Linked DNA regions of Homo sapiens: region 2 is linked to region 1. A link is an interaction called in ENCODE POLR2A ChIA-PET data of the cell type or tissue named here. Cell type or tissue: B cell. All regions are shown on one strand. Links, peaks and the distances in the headings refer to the core of each region. The heading gives the core; the rest is flanking DNA.

Region 1 (6,734 bases), core at 969-5,968:
GACGAAAATAACTGCTCTGATGTATTGAGGGCCCACTATGTACTCCAGGCAGGTGCCAAATGCTTTATGTGTGTTTTCTGTTTTTTTGTTTTTTGTTTTTTTTTGAGATGGAGTCTTGCTCTTTTGCCCAGGCCGGAGTGCAGTGGCGTGATCTCAGCTCACTGCAACCTCCGCCCCCTAGGTTCAAGCAATTCTCCTGCCTTAGCCTCCCAGGTAGCTAGGATTACAGGTGCTCACCACCACGCCCGGCTACTTTTTGTATTTTTAGTAGAGATGGGGTTTCACCATGTTGGCCAGGCTGGTCTCGAACTCCTGACATCAGGTGATCCACCCACCTCAGCCTCCCAAAGTGCTAGGATTATAGGCGTGAGCCACTGCACCTGGCCTATGTGTGTTTTCTTGCTTAACTAGTGCTGGGAGGCAGAACTGTTATGCTCATTTTACAGCTGAGAAAACAGGCTGTCAGAAACCAGGTGACTAGACGCCCGTAGCACATGGCAAAGCCAAGACTGAAGACCCGCTTGCTTCCAGAAACCATTAGGACAACATGGATTCCCTGGGTCCTTCAGCCTGCCGAGGATAAAATGCTTCTGGGCTGGGGGGACAGTGTGCCCCGGAGGCACTGCTGCCAAAGCCCATTCACCACTTCCTGGCTCCTGGTCCTCAGAGCTCAGCCCTCAGGATAGTTGCTCCTGGAAACATGGTCAGCTCTGCTCTGATGAACTTCATTATCTTTATCAAATTAATTTACACAAGCCAGTGTGGCCACCTAATGAGGTCATTTCCCAGGGCCCTGTGCAGGCTGCTTAATGAGGCAGGAGTGGCTGGACTCAGGTACCAAGTGTCCTGGAGTGGAGGAGAGTGGAGCTGTCAGCGTGACTGTGACTGCTGTGGGCTTCCCGCTCTGTCCTCGTTCAGGGCTGTGAATGATCACCGCTGGTCATTTCCTCCTTCCCCCTGCGAAAGTCCTCACTTTGCCAGGTGCCAGTTTATCACTCCAGGACTTCTTGAGCAGGCGGATGTGCTGCGACCTGCAGTACCTGGGAGGCCTTTTTATTCTAGCACAGACAGATTCCTTGCTCCAAGCTCCTCCTTGTTAATTTTGTAAGTGACTGAGATATGACTTTCTTTTGTGCCTGCTAATGGCTCAGCCCTGCAGCAGAATGCCCCCAATTTGGTAAATGAACTTCTTTTCTTTCTGTAAATGAGATTTTTAAGATGGGAGGAGAAGACAGGCGAGACTGAAAGTTGAGAGGCCAATACGGAGCTGTGGCGGCTCCAGGTGAGCGAGGGTGGCTGTCATTATGGGAAGGAAGACAGGGAGCTGCCGGGAGGCCTGCTCCTTAGGAGGAGTGGGGGACGGGGTGCAGGTAGCCTCATTTCCGGCTTGAGCAACTGGACAGAGAGTGGTCAGCCTTGCCAATTCATTCATTCATTCATTCACTCATTCACTCACTCACCAAATACACATGTGAATATACACACATATGCCCACCTATTGTATGCCAGGCCGTGGGTGCCAAGTACCGTTCATAAAGCCATGAACAAAACAGACCAAACCCCTGTCTTCACAGACCCAACATTCTAGTAAGAATTTAGGCTTAAACTTCTCACTTAGAATCTTAAAATTTTGAGTCTTGGTTTCACCCAATCTTAAAACCAGAGACTCTTCACTGTGACTGTTATTAACTTGCACCCAGTGAGCACAGACCTCATGCATCGTCTCCCTCAGTCCTCGCAACGACTGTGTGATGGATCCTAGGATTGTCCCCATTTTACAGATGATGCCATTGAGGCCTAAGGAGAGCAAGTTACTTTGGCCAAGTTCACACGACCCTGCAGCCAGGATTTGGCCCAGGCCTATCAGACACCTCTGTCCCCCTTTGCTGCCTCTTTCATCTCACAAATTGGGGTAACTTTCAACAGGCACCCCAGAGTTGGAAGGGACTGTCCTCCCTGCCTGCAGAATCTGCTGTGGTATCTCTTGAATGAGGCCATGCAGCCCCCACCTGGCTCCACGTTCATTCTTGTCCTGATCCTCAAGCACTCAGGGCCTCGCCTCTCTGCCCAAGCCCCTTCCTCACCATGCCAGCTACTTCCATCCCCACTTGACTGGGTGCTTCTCTTCCTCACTCAGCCAGACTCTTGCAGCTGGCACCCCTGAGTCCCCCACTCTTTGCCTTCACCCCTTCTCCCAGCCTGCTGGATCAGCTTATGTTGCGGTAGAGCCGTCCCTGGTCACAGGAAGGAGGGAATAATGACAGCAAAAACAATAGCTCTGTGGCAGGCTGAGCATACACCGTGCCCTGCCTCACTGAATTCTCCCAGGTGAGTACTGTCATTATTTCCATTTGACAGTGCAGGGAATGAGGCTCAGGGAAGGGAAGTGTCTTGCCCAGGGGCACACAGATAGTAAATGGCAGAGGTGGGAATGGAACCCCGGACCGTGGCTCCAGAGTCCACATGCATAACCAGTGATGATGTGGGGAGTCTGGAAGCTGGGCTTCTCCCAGGAGAACTCCCAACTCAGCGATGCTCCGTAAGATGGGCCCAGGTCAGACACAGTGGCTCATGCCTATAATCCCAGCACTTTGGGAGGCAGGAGGCAGAGGCAGAGGCAAGAGGATCACTGGAGCCCAGGAGTTCGAGACCAGCCTGGTGAACATATTGAGACCCTGTCTCTAGAAATAATTTAAAAAATTAGCTGGGCATGGTGGCATGTGCCTTTAGTCCCAGCTCCTCAGGAGGCTGAGGTGGGAGGATTGCTTGAGCCCAGGAAGTTTGAGGCTGCAGCGAGCTATGATTATGCCACTGCACTATGACCTGGGTGACTGAATGAGATCCTGACACTAGAGAAAAAAAAAGAAAAAGAAAAGATGGGCCTGATCTGTAAACAGCTGCCTGATTTGCAGTGAAGGGAGGCAGGGAAGAAGGCTGGAGTGGCCTGCTGATGGAACAGCCTGCTGATAGAGTAGCTGGCCGCTGCTCAGCAGCAAAGAACTCTGTGGCCAACGCCTCCTTCCTGAGGACTCAGGAGGCCAGAAGTCCCACAAATGTTACTGGAGTCTCATTTCACTGTGATTCTCCCATCTGAAGTAGGCTTCCCTCCCAATCCCATCTTTCTCTCTTCCTTCCCTTCCTTCCTTCCTTCCCTTCCCTTCCCTTCCCCTTCCTTCCTTCCTTCCTTCCTTCCTTCCTTCCTTCCTTCCTTCCTTCCTTCCTTCTTTCTTTCTTTCTTTCTTTCTTTCTTTCTTTCTTTCTTTCTTTCTTTCTTTCTTTCTTTCATCTTGCTCTGTTGCCCAGGATGGAGTGCAGTGGTGCAATTTTGGCTCTCTGCAACCTCCACCTCCCGGGTTCAAGCGATTCTCCTGACTCAGACTCCCGAATAGCTGGAATTACATGCGTGTGCTACCACGTCCGGCTAATTTTTGTATTTTTAGTAGAGACAGCATTTTGCCATATTGCCCAGGCTGGTCTCGAACTCCTGGCCTCAAGTGATCTGACCGCCTCGGCCTCCCAAAGTGCTGAGATTACAGGCATGAGCCACCATGCCTGGCCTCAATCTCATTTTTCTATCACTGATCAGTATTAAAATTATCATGACTCTCTTGGTTTACTTTTTTTTTTTACTTGCGTGTTTTTTTTTCCCTTCCTCTAGAATGTAAGCTCCAGGAGGGCAAGGACTTCATCTTGTTCACTTGAAGCTGAAGCCCCAGCATGTACAATCCCGTGCTGAGTTGCTGGTTCATCCCCAGCATGTACAATCCCGTGCTGAGTTGCTGGTTCATCCCCAACATGTACAATTCCGTGCTGGGTCGCTGGTTCACCAGCAGAGAGGAGCATTGATTCTCTTTGGAAAAGATAATCTATCTACACCCCTGGAACTGTGGCACAGTCTCACGGAGGGCCTGCTTCCATTCGGGTCAACGGCGAAAAAACGAATAAACGTGAGCCGCCATCAGGTAGGGCGAGATGCCCCTTCTTTCTGTCCCAGCCTTAGTGCTGCCATGGCTGCCTCCTGCTCCTCCACGCAAGCCCCACCTCTGTCTGTGATGTCAGCGTGGCTGCCCATGGGATCCCAGCCTGGTTTGCCTTTAAATTTTACAACCTTGTTTATGCAGCTCGAGGCCCATGCACTAAAGACCACACGCTCCATTGAACATTTATGGCTGCAAATGGCTCCTCCGTGCAGGCAAGGGAGGGGGCTGCGCATGCTTAGGGTGAGGCGGCTGGAACGGGGAGGCCACCAGCTCTCAGCCTCCACTTCTTCCTCTTAGGATTCCTCCCTTGGCTGAGGCTGACTCCCTCAGTCTTATTCCTGATGACATTGCTCTGTTCACACTGTCCAAGTCCATATCTGGGCACTGCTAGGCATGAGATAGAAGTGAACAGATGTTAGTCACTGTCTTAGGTGGCTGCAACGGGGCATAAAGATTTGGGTACAATCGGTGCTCCCAGGAGAAAGAGCAAGGGAGTAGGGAAAGTGGGGGAGGTGCTGGGGAGGTGGGAGCAGCCAAGCCAGGGTGTGATTTCCAGAAAAGCCCCAGAGAGAGTGGCCTCAGCCTCATACCATAGGGCACTCTGGAGTTGGTCCTGACTCGGGGGCCTGTCAGTCATCGGCCAAGGGCCAGGCTTTGGGGTGTCGACTCCCACACAGCTCAGCTCCCTGAAGATGTGGGCACGGTGGTGGTGGGGGCTGCTGAAGAGTTGCAGATGCAGCCACTGGAGGGGAGGCTGAGGTCAGTAGCCAGGCTCACAGGGACGACAATGGGATGGGAAGCAACACCTGACGGGCTCAGCTACAGGTGCTGACGGATTCACAGGCAGGTGGCAGAAGGCAGTCAAATAAATGAGACAATACAGCGCCCTCCCTGCGACCACACACACCGCTCACGCCTGTGAGTGTTCGGAATGCATTGGGTCTCATTCTGCGTGTTGTACGTGTCCCGTGACGCCTCATGAGGATGCTCTCTGGCAGGCACTGGTATTGTTATTCTTATTTTACAGGTGAGGACATGGAAGCACAGGGAGGTTATGCCACTCGCCCAAAGACAACTAATCAGTGACAGCTGAGACTTGGACTGCAGAACCTACACTTTATAACTATTTTACAGTTCTGGGCGTCACGGAATCTTGCATGAAGAGCCCCTAACCTGGCCCGGGTGGAGGTCAGGGAGGTCTTCCTGGAAGAGGGGGTTCTTGGCAGCAACTTGCTGGATTTGGTGTTCCCTGTTGGTTGGTCAGTCGCTAGACAGTTATTCACTGAGCTCTGAGAACAGGCTGGGCCCTGCTCCAGGCCTTGGTTGGACAGCAGGGAACAAGGCTGGGGGAAATGACTCCCGAGAAAATGGACATGTGTGACCCTGGGTTCTGGGAAGGCAGGGAGGGAAGACAAGTACCAGAGGCACAGCGAGGGTCTCTCTGGAGCCACAGGGAGAGGGGAGGGATGCACAGGCCTGGTGTGCTGCAGGGCCTGAGCCTGTGGCTGCTTCTGGCCAGGAAAGAAGCCAACGTTACTTAAAGAAGTTATTCATGTAACCAAATACCACCTGTTCCCCAAAACCCTATGGAAATAAAAAATTAAAAAAAATAAAAAAGAGTAAGCAACAACAAAATAAATAAATAAATAAATTTAAAAAATAATAAAAAAAGAAACCCACATTACCAAGTGTTTGCGAAGTGCCAGGAGCCACCCTAAAAACAGTCCTGTGGGGTGCAGCCATTGTCATCTGCAGTTTCAGATGAGGAGGCGGGGTTGCAGAGGTGAAGGTGCTGCTGGTGGTGTGGCTGGTTGGTGGCTGAGCCGGGGGCTGGATATGTTGCTGGGAGGAACAGAGGAGACCCTGGGGGATCGATAGTTGTGGGGAGAGAGGAAGGCTGAGGAGGGGAAGGGACGTCAAGTTAAATTGCTTTTAGAGGTGCTGGGTGTCTGCAGAGATGGTTCCCCCATCATCGCAAGGTGCTTGTAAATTGTCGCCTCTGCCTCCGATAGCCTCCTCGGAGGAGAGAGAGTGTCTGGCTTCCTCACCTTGGTGTTTCTGCATCCTGAGAAACTCGCCGCCTGGAAGCTCCAGACCCTCCCCACCTTGTCAGACACAGGCTTTGCTGGGAAGGGCCTCCAGCCTCGGGCTTTGCAGCAGAAGCTCAGAGCTGCCTGGGGGGACCAGAAGGTGGGAACAGACCTGGGATCTAACTTCTACAGAGCCTCCTGCTGGCTGGGGAACAGGAACATATCATGCGCCTCTATAAGCCTCAGTTTCCTCATCCGTCCAATGGCTATGCTAAGCCTCTCAGGCCTGCCCTGGCCTTGCAGAGAGGGTAGGAGACCAGGATTTCCCATCTCAGGCCTCAGAGACAAATGTGGGTGCCAAACACTGCCTGACTCAGTGTAGGCAGCCCTGGTCCCCATTGGGCAGGGCCTTTGAGGGAGGGCGGGCAGAGGGGTGCCCAGCTGCCTATGTCCTCTGAGAAGGAGGCTCCTGGTGCCGGGAAAGAGTGTGGACTCTAAGTCTAATTGGCTTTCTCTGCCCAGCTGTGGGGCCTTGGGTGAGCCACACAATTCTCGGAGACCCAGTTTCTGCAGTGGTTTTGCTGAGTCACCAGGAAGCCTGTTTTCTGGTGTCCGAGGTGAGGGAATCCCCCTCAGTATCTCTTTTTGGATCAATTTCTGGAATATTCTAGGTCTTTCTAGGCCCTTAGCCACTGCCCCCGCTGTGTGCTCACAGCCTGTGTGG
Region 2 (6,734 bases), core at 736-5,735, 180 kb before region 1:
GTATCCACTTTATAGGGTTACTGTGAGGATTAAATGAGCTAATACATGTGAAGTGTTTAAACAGAACCTGGTGTTTAGAGAGTGCTATTAAGCATTTGCTATTATTATCTTATCATTATTTTTGTACAGATGGGGTCTTGCTATGTTGCCCAGGCTGGTCTTGAACTCTTGGCCTCAAGCAATCCTCCCACCTTGCCCTCCCAAAATGCTGAGATTATAAGCGTGAGCCACTGTGCCGGCTTGCTGTGGTGATTTTGACACTACATTCCCCAGGAGAATGGGCTATTCAGACTAGTCTCTCCTGATACTAAGTCCCGTAAAGGAGCAGCTCAGGGAAGTGAGGCGTCCTTTGACCTGATCCCCCAGGACACCTGTGGCTGTCTTTGACTTTAGCTTGTTTCCCCCCAGATGCAGGTCTTGGGTTATGAAGAACCTAGAAGGCTTGAGGTGTTGCTCCGTGCATCCCAGCCCCCCTCAAAATGCCTGTCCTATTGAACAGGGGCAGGAATGTTATGGAAGGAGGGTTTCATCTTGATGAGACCGACTCTATCATCCTTATTTGTAGCAAAACGTGACCTAGTCTCTCTTTGATACTAGCCTGTTCATGATTGGCTTGATGATGTAGTACATAACAAAGACTGGCTGCTGGCTGGGCACTCTCCATTCATACTGCCTATGCGAGGCCGGTATCCAGACTCGGGAAGTCCACATTCCCATCCACCCACTTTCTTCTTCTTCTTTTTTTTTTTCTTGAGACGGAGTCTTGCTATGTCTCTCAGGCTGGAGTGCAGTGGCGTGATCTTGGCTCACTGCAACCTCTGCCTTCTGGGTTTAAGAGATTCTCCTGCCTCAGCTTCCTGGGTAGCTGGGATTACAAGCAGCTGCCACCACACCTAGCTAATTTTTTTTTTTTGAGACGGAGTCTCACTTTGTCACCCAGGCTGGAGTGCAGTGGCGTGATTTCAGCTCACTGCAAGCTCCGCCTCCTGGGTTCACGCCATTCTCCTGCCTCAGCCTCCGAAGTAGCTGGGACTACAGGCGCCCGCCTCCACGCCCGGCTAATCTTTTGTATTTTTAGTAGAGACGGGGTTTCACCATGTTAGCCAGGATGGTCTCGAGCTCCTGACCTTGTGATCTGCCCCACCTCGGCCTCCCAAAGTTCTGGGATTACAGGTGTGAACCACCGTGCTTGGCTGCTAATTTTTGTATTTTTAGTAGAGACGGGGTTTTGCCATGTTGGCCAGGCTGGTCTCGAACTCCTGACCTCAAGTGATCCACCCACCTCGGCCTCCCAAAGTGCTGGGATTACAGGCATGAGTCATGGTGCCTGGCCAGCCACCATGCCTGGCCCACCCATTTTCTGATTTTTTTTTTTTTTTTGAGAAGGAGTCTTGCTCTGTTGCCCAGGCTGGAGTGCAGTGGCACAATCTCAGCTCACTGCAACCTCTGCCTCCTGGGTTCAAGTGATTCTCCTGCCTCAGCCTCCCTAGTAGCTGGGATTGCAGGCATGTGCCACCATGCCTGGCTAATTTTGTATTTTTAGTGGAGACAGGGTTTCACCATGTTGGCCAGGCTGGTCTCAAACTCCTGACCTCAGATGATCCATCTGCCTTGGCATCCTAAAGTGCTGAGATTACAGGTGTGAGCCACCATGCCGGGCCACTTTCTGTTTGATCTACTATGGCAGAGGCCCTCAAACTTTTTGGCCTCAGGAACTGGTTTCGGGGATGTGGAAGACAATTTTTCCATGGATGGGGTGGGGGGATGGTTTTGGGATGATTCAAACGCATTACATTTATTGTGCACTTTATTTCTATTATTATATTGTAATATATAATGAAATAATTATACAACTCACCATAATGTAGAATCAGTGGAAGCCCTGAGCTTGTTTTCCTGCAACCAGATGGTCCCATCTGGGGGTGATGGGAGACACTGACAGATCATCAGGCATTAGATTCTCATAAGGGGCGCGCAGTCTAGATCCCTCACATGCACAGTTCACAACAGGGCTTGTGGTCCTCTGAGAATCTAATGCCACCATTGCTGATCTGATAGGAAGCAGAGCTCAGGTGGTAATGTGAGTGATGGGCATGGCTATACATAGAGATGAAGCTTGCTTACCTGCCACTCCCCTCCTGCTGTGTGACCTGGTTCCTAACAGGCCACAGCCTGGTTCTGATCCATGGCCTGAGGGTTGGGGACCCCTGCACTATGGAGCTGACTGGTGGGAGCGGGGCCAGACTGGGAGGCAGCGGCGGGGGCCCTGGGTCCCCATCTTGGCTTTGCCACCAGATTGCTGAGCAATCTTGGACAAGTCACCTAACCTCTCTGACCAGGGAAATACCACCCCTGTATGCCCTCATTCTCTCTTTCCCAGGTCAGCAGCGGAGACAAGGAGGACAGACTCCTGAGTCCCATCCAGATGTAATGTATCATTGATGATTTTGCTTACACAATAAATCCTGCCCTCACCAGAGTGCTCAGTGAGTGGGTAATTCTGGTTAATTGAATGTTCTGGGACATGGAAATGTTCCCAGAAATCCTTTTTGTTCCTTTTGTGGCTATTGAAACCCATCCACTCATCTATTCAGCACATATTTGTCTCGTGTCTATGCTGCACCAGGTTCTGGAGCAGGTGCTGGGGATACCACCCGGAATGAGACAACAGAGTCCAGCCTCCGTGGACTCACAGTCCGGGGGGGAGACATGGGGCAAACATGCCACCACATGTGGTAGGTTGGGCACACTGACCAGGGAATGCAGGCTGCAGGTAGGGGCCTGGGGCCCAGTGTGGCCGTCCTTGGAAGGAGCTCCCTGAGAAGGTGCTGTTTATGTTGACAGCACTAAAAAGCAGTTAACCATAGTGTCTGGGGGATGGAGTAGTCAGGGGCATTCCAGCCGAGGGCAAAGGCTCAGAGAAACACCTGTGCATTCATTTGTGCTGTGGAGCTTAGAGTGTGCAGCTGGGGCAGGGCACAATGGCTCACACCTGTAATCCCGGCACTTTGGGAGGCCAGAGCAGGAGAATCACTTGAGCCCAGGAGTTCAAGACCAGCCTGGGCAACATGGTGAAACCCCATCTCTACAAAAAAATACAAAAATTGGCGGGGCATGATGGTGCACACCTGTAGTCTCAGTTAGGAGGCTGTGGTAGGGGGGTCACTTAAGCCTGGGAGGCGGAGGTTGCGGTGAGCTGAGATCACATCATTGCACACTGGCCTCAATGACAGAGCAAGACTCTATCACCAAAAAAGAAAAACAAGAATGTGCTTCTGGGGAAGTGAGAGTGAAGAGGCGGGTGCATGTCAAGAGGGCAAGAATACGTGAAGATGTGGCCTGCTGAGGGCTGGCCTGGACTGTGAGGGCTGCAGGTTTATTTATTTTCCAGCATATGTTTTGTGATGTCACTCTTTCTCGCCAGAGTGGAGAGTAGAGGGAAAATGAAATCAAAACACTATCACAGAGGAGGGGCCTTAAATCAGAGGAGTGACAGAGGGCTGCGAGTGACGTTGACAAGTGGAGAGCACAGCTGTGTCTAAAGGGCCACCACTCCTGGGGCCCTGCAGAGTGTGGCCCTGGGGGAATGTGGACCTGGCATTATCAGATCTTCCGATTTGTTAAGAGAAGCTAGAAATCTGGCTTTTAATTTTTTTTTTTCAGAGACAGAGTCATGCTGTTGCCTAGGCTGGGGTGCAGCGGTGGGATCATGGCTCACTGCAGCCTCAAACTCCTGGGCTCAAGTGATCCTCCCACCTCAGCCACCTGAGTAGCTGGGACTATAGGCATGCACTACCGCATCTGGCTAGATTTTTATTTTATTTTATTTTATTTTATTTTATTTTTGTAGAGACAGGGGTCTCCCTATGTTGCCCAGGCTGGTCTAAAATGCCTGGCCTCAAGCAATCCTCTTGCCTTGGCCTCCTAAAGTGCTGGGATTACAGGCATGAGCCACTGCTCCTGGCTGCAATCTGACTTTTTATGGGAAATCTCCCAATGATTAAATGATGGCAACTAACAACAACAAAACCACTGTGGGCAAAACAAAATGCTTCTGCAGACTCAATTTGTTTTATGAGCAGGTGGTTTGGAACCCTAGACCCAGAGGGTTATATTGATAAGGGTTCTAGGGTGTCCTTTAGAATCCATTACGATCCTCTAAAGAGTGTGCCCCTAACCTGTGCTGGGCTCTGAGGGCACAACGGGGGTCTGGGGCATGGCCCCTGCCCTCAAGGCTGTATCATAGCTGCCCTCAAGCTAGATGGGTCAAATCAGTTATGCACCCAGAGCCAACTTACAACAAAAGGACTAGGTGCTATAGAGCTCAGAGGAGGGAGAGGTCAGGGAATGGAGGAGGCCATGTGAAAAGGCCTCCTGGAGATTCTGGGCCTTGTGTTGGTTCTCAGACAGGAGGGTAAGACTTAGTACAACCAAAGAAGGTAAGGGGCATCCTGAGCTGGAGGCGTCAGACATTTCAGGATCAGATGGGAAATAAGACAATAAAGAAGGCCGGGCACGGTGATTCACACCTGTAATCCCAGCACTTTGGGAGGCCAAGATGGGATGATCTCTTGAGCCCAGGAGTTCAAGACCAGCCTGGACAACATAGTAAGACCACCATCTCTACAAAAAAAAAAAAAAAAAAAAGAAAGAAAAGAAAAAAAAAATGAGCCAGGCATGGCTACCTGGCAATATAGGCACTACAGGCACCACCATGCCCGCACCTGTAGTGCCAGCTACTTGCAGGCTGAGGCAGGAGGATTGCTTGAGCCTAGGAGTTTGAGGTTACGGTGAGCTGATTGTGCCAGCCTGAGCCACAGGGCAAGACCCAGTCTCTTAAAAAAAAACAAAGAAAGAAAAAAAACATAGCCAAGGAAGGGGTTGGAGTACACTGTGAAAGACCGCGATGCTGGTCTGGGATGTGTACTTGGCTCTGGCTATGACGGCAGGACTCAAAAGTCCATTTCTGGTCCAAAGCTTAATGCCATGAGCCTGAGGTCACTCAATGGACATCTGAAGTCTTCTTCCTGCTTTGCTAGCATCCCCAAACCTCTCCTGTCTGCTGTCCTGCCATCATTTATTCACAGCAGGGCAGGGGCCGTGCCTGTTGTGTTCACTGGTGTCTCCTGCGTGCCTAGAACGATGTCTGGAACAGAGCAAAAATGCTCAAAGAATATCTCCTGCCTACTTAAACTATGAGCCAGTGTTGCCCTAGCCTGGGGCTCAGGACAACTCTGTGGTGCTTATGTTCTTGTGTCGAGAGGGACAATAAACAAACCAACAAGTCGGTGAATAAGATGATTTCAGTGCGTGGCCTGTGTGGCTTGTCTCACTGCACTGTAGCCGTTTGTTTATTTGCGTCTTCTCCTAAGCCTATGAGCTCCGAGGGGGCGGGGCTGGGGTCTGTCTGGTTCTTTGTCTCACTGGTAGCCCCTGAGGCTGGTGCCTGACAAATAGGGAGTAGTTAAAAAAAAAAAAAAAAAAAAGTTTTTGCTGGCTGTGGGCTGTAAGGAACACAAGCTGAAAATGATTTCAACCTACGTGCACCTGTACCCTTTGGAGGCTGCAGAACTTATCATTATCAACCCAGGAGTAATTGCTGATAAGCCCGCGTGTGAATTTCCTTGCAAATAGAGGGGTAGCGGGGGAGTGTTTAACAACAACGCGGATAATCTTAATTAATGACCTGATAACTGTAATTAATTGCATCATATCCAGAGGCCCTCTTTGGAATTTCAGGAGGGAGTACCTAGTGTTTGGCAGCTTTGGAGCTGCAAAGGCAGGGGAATGCTAGGATCTCAGTCTCAGCACTTTGCTGCTCAGTGAGCTTTGCCAAGTTACTCTCAGTTCTGAGCCTCAGTTTTCTCCTAGGGAAAATGGGGCTACATCACTGGGGTGTTGCCGGTCTCAAAGCCGTCAATGCCTGAACCCGCCAGGGTTGTTCTTGGAGGTTTGGCTGCATGGCTGCAAGGTTCCCCATGTTGCCATGGCGGGGGTGGGGGGCAATACGGGGCCGCCAAGACTGGTTGAGGGGCAGGTCATAAGTCTAGGGTTTCCCCTGGGGCCGGTCCAGGATTCTCACCCTTTTGGGGGAACCTCAGGGCAAAATGTTGAAGTGGGGGAGGAGAAGCCAGCACCCTGCGCGCCTGCGGGGTCTCCCCGCGGAGAACCGGGGAAGGAGAACCGGGAGGCGGGAAGTGGGGACCCCGGGGTAGGTGAAGGAGCGAGGAGGTCGCCGTGTGGCCGGGGCCGGGCCCCATCCCCGCGGGCCTCAGTTTCCCCCCTGTACTGTGGGGGGCCGGTGGGCTGCCGGGACCGCTGGGGGCTCGCAGCGGGTCGGGGGAGGCCACGTCTCCCTCGCGGCGCGCTGGGAGCAGGGAGGGGGCGCGGCGGCCGCTGCCCCGGCCACCAGGGGTTAAGCGGTGACCTCAGCCGCGGCGCCCCGGGACCGGGCGGGCGGGGGCGGCGCCGCGTCGCGCACGGCGGCGGCGGCGGGACCAGGCCTCGGAGCGCGGCGGGCGCGGGCGCAGTCCCGGCGGGCCCGGACCTCGCGGGCGGGCGGGCGGCGCGGCCATTGGCTCGGGTGGCGGCGGCTGCGGCGGTGGGGGCGCCGTCCCGGCCATGGGCGCCCGCGGCGGCCTGCGGAGCTGGAGGCGCGGCGCCGGCCGCCAGGCGCCTTTGTGAGCGGCGCGGACGACAAAGGCGCGGGCCCGGGCAGCCGAGGTGGGTGAGTG

What was found. ChIA-PET counts read pairs that join two places held together with the same protein. Peaks named below come from ENCODE experiments on the same cell type or tissue, not always from the same donor. Only the 100,000 strongest peaks of a DNase experiment are listed, where the experiment ranks them.
Region 2: POLR2A ChIA-PET joins it to region 1 with 25 read pairs; 2 of 35 experiments call an interaction of 5 or more read pairs at or near these places.

The regions. Positions count from the first base shown.
Region 1 is chr1:17,713,553-17,720,286 of GRCh38, forward strand. LINC02810 (long intergenic non-protein coding RNA 2810) reads left to right here and starts at 4,021. Exons shown (of 3, transcript XR_007065510.1): 1 at 4,021-4,220; 2 at 5,008-5,239. In B cell, for the core only: no CTCF peak of the experiment used is centred there; no DNase peak of the experiment used is centred there; H3K27me3 peaks cover 292 bases.
Region 2 is chr1:17,533,228-17,539,961 of GRCh38, forward strand. It overlaps ARHGEF10L (Rho guanine nucleotide exchange factor 10 like), which reads left to right and starts at 6,471. Exons shown (of 29, transcript NM_018125.4): 1 at 6,471-6,723. RefSeq lists enhancers at 3,002-3,051, 3,562-3,611. In B cell, for the core only: no CTCF peak of the experiment used is centred there; a DNase peak (open chromatin) is centred at 3,324; H3K27me3 peaks cover 754 bases.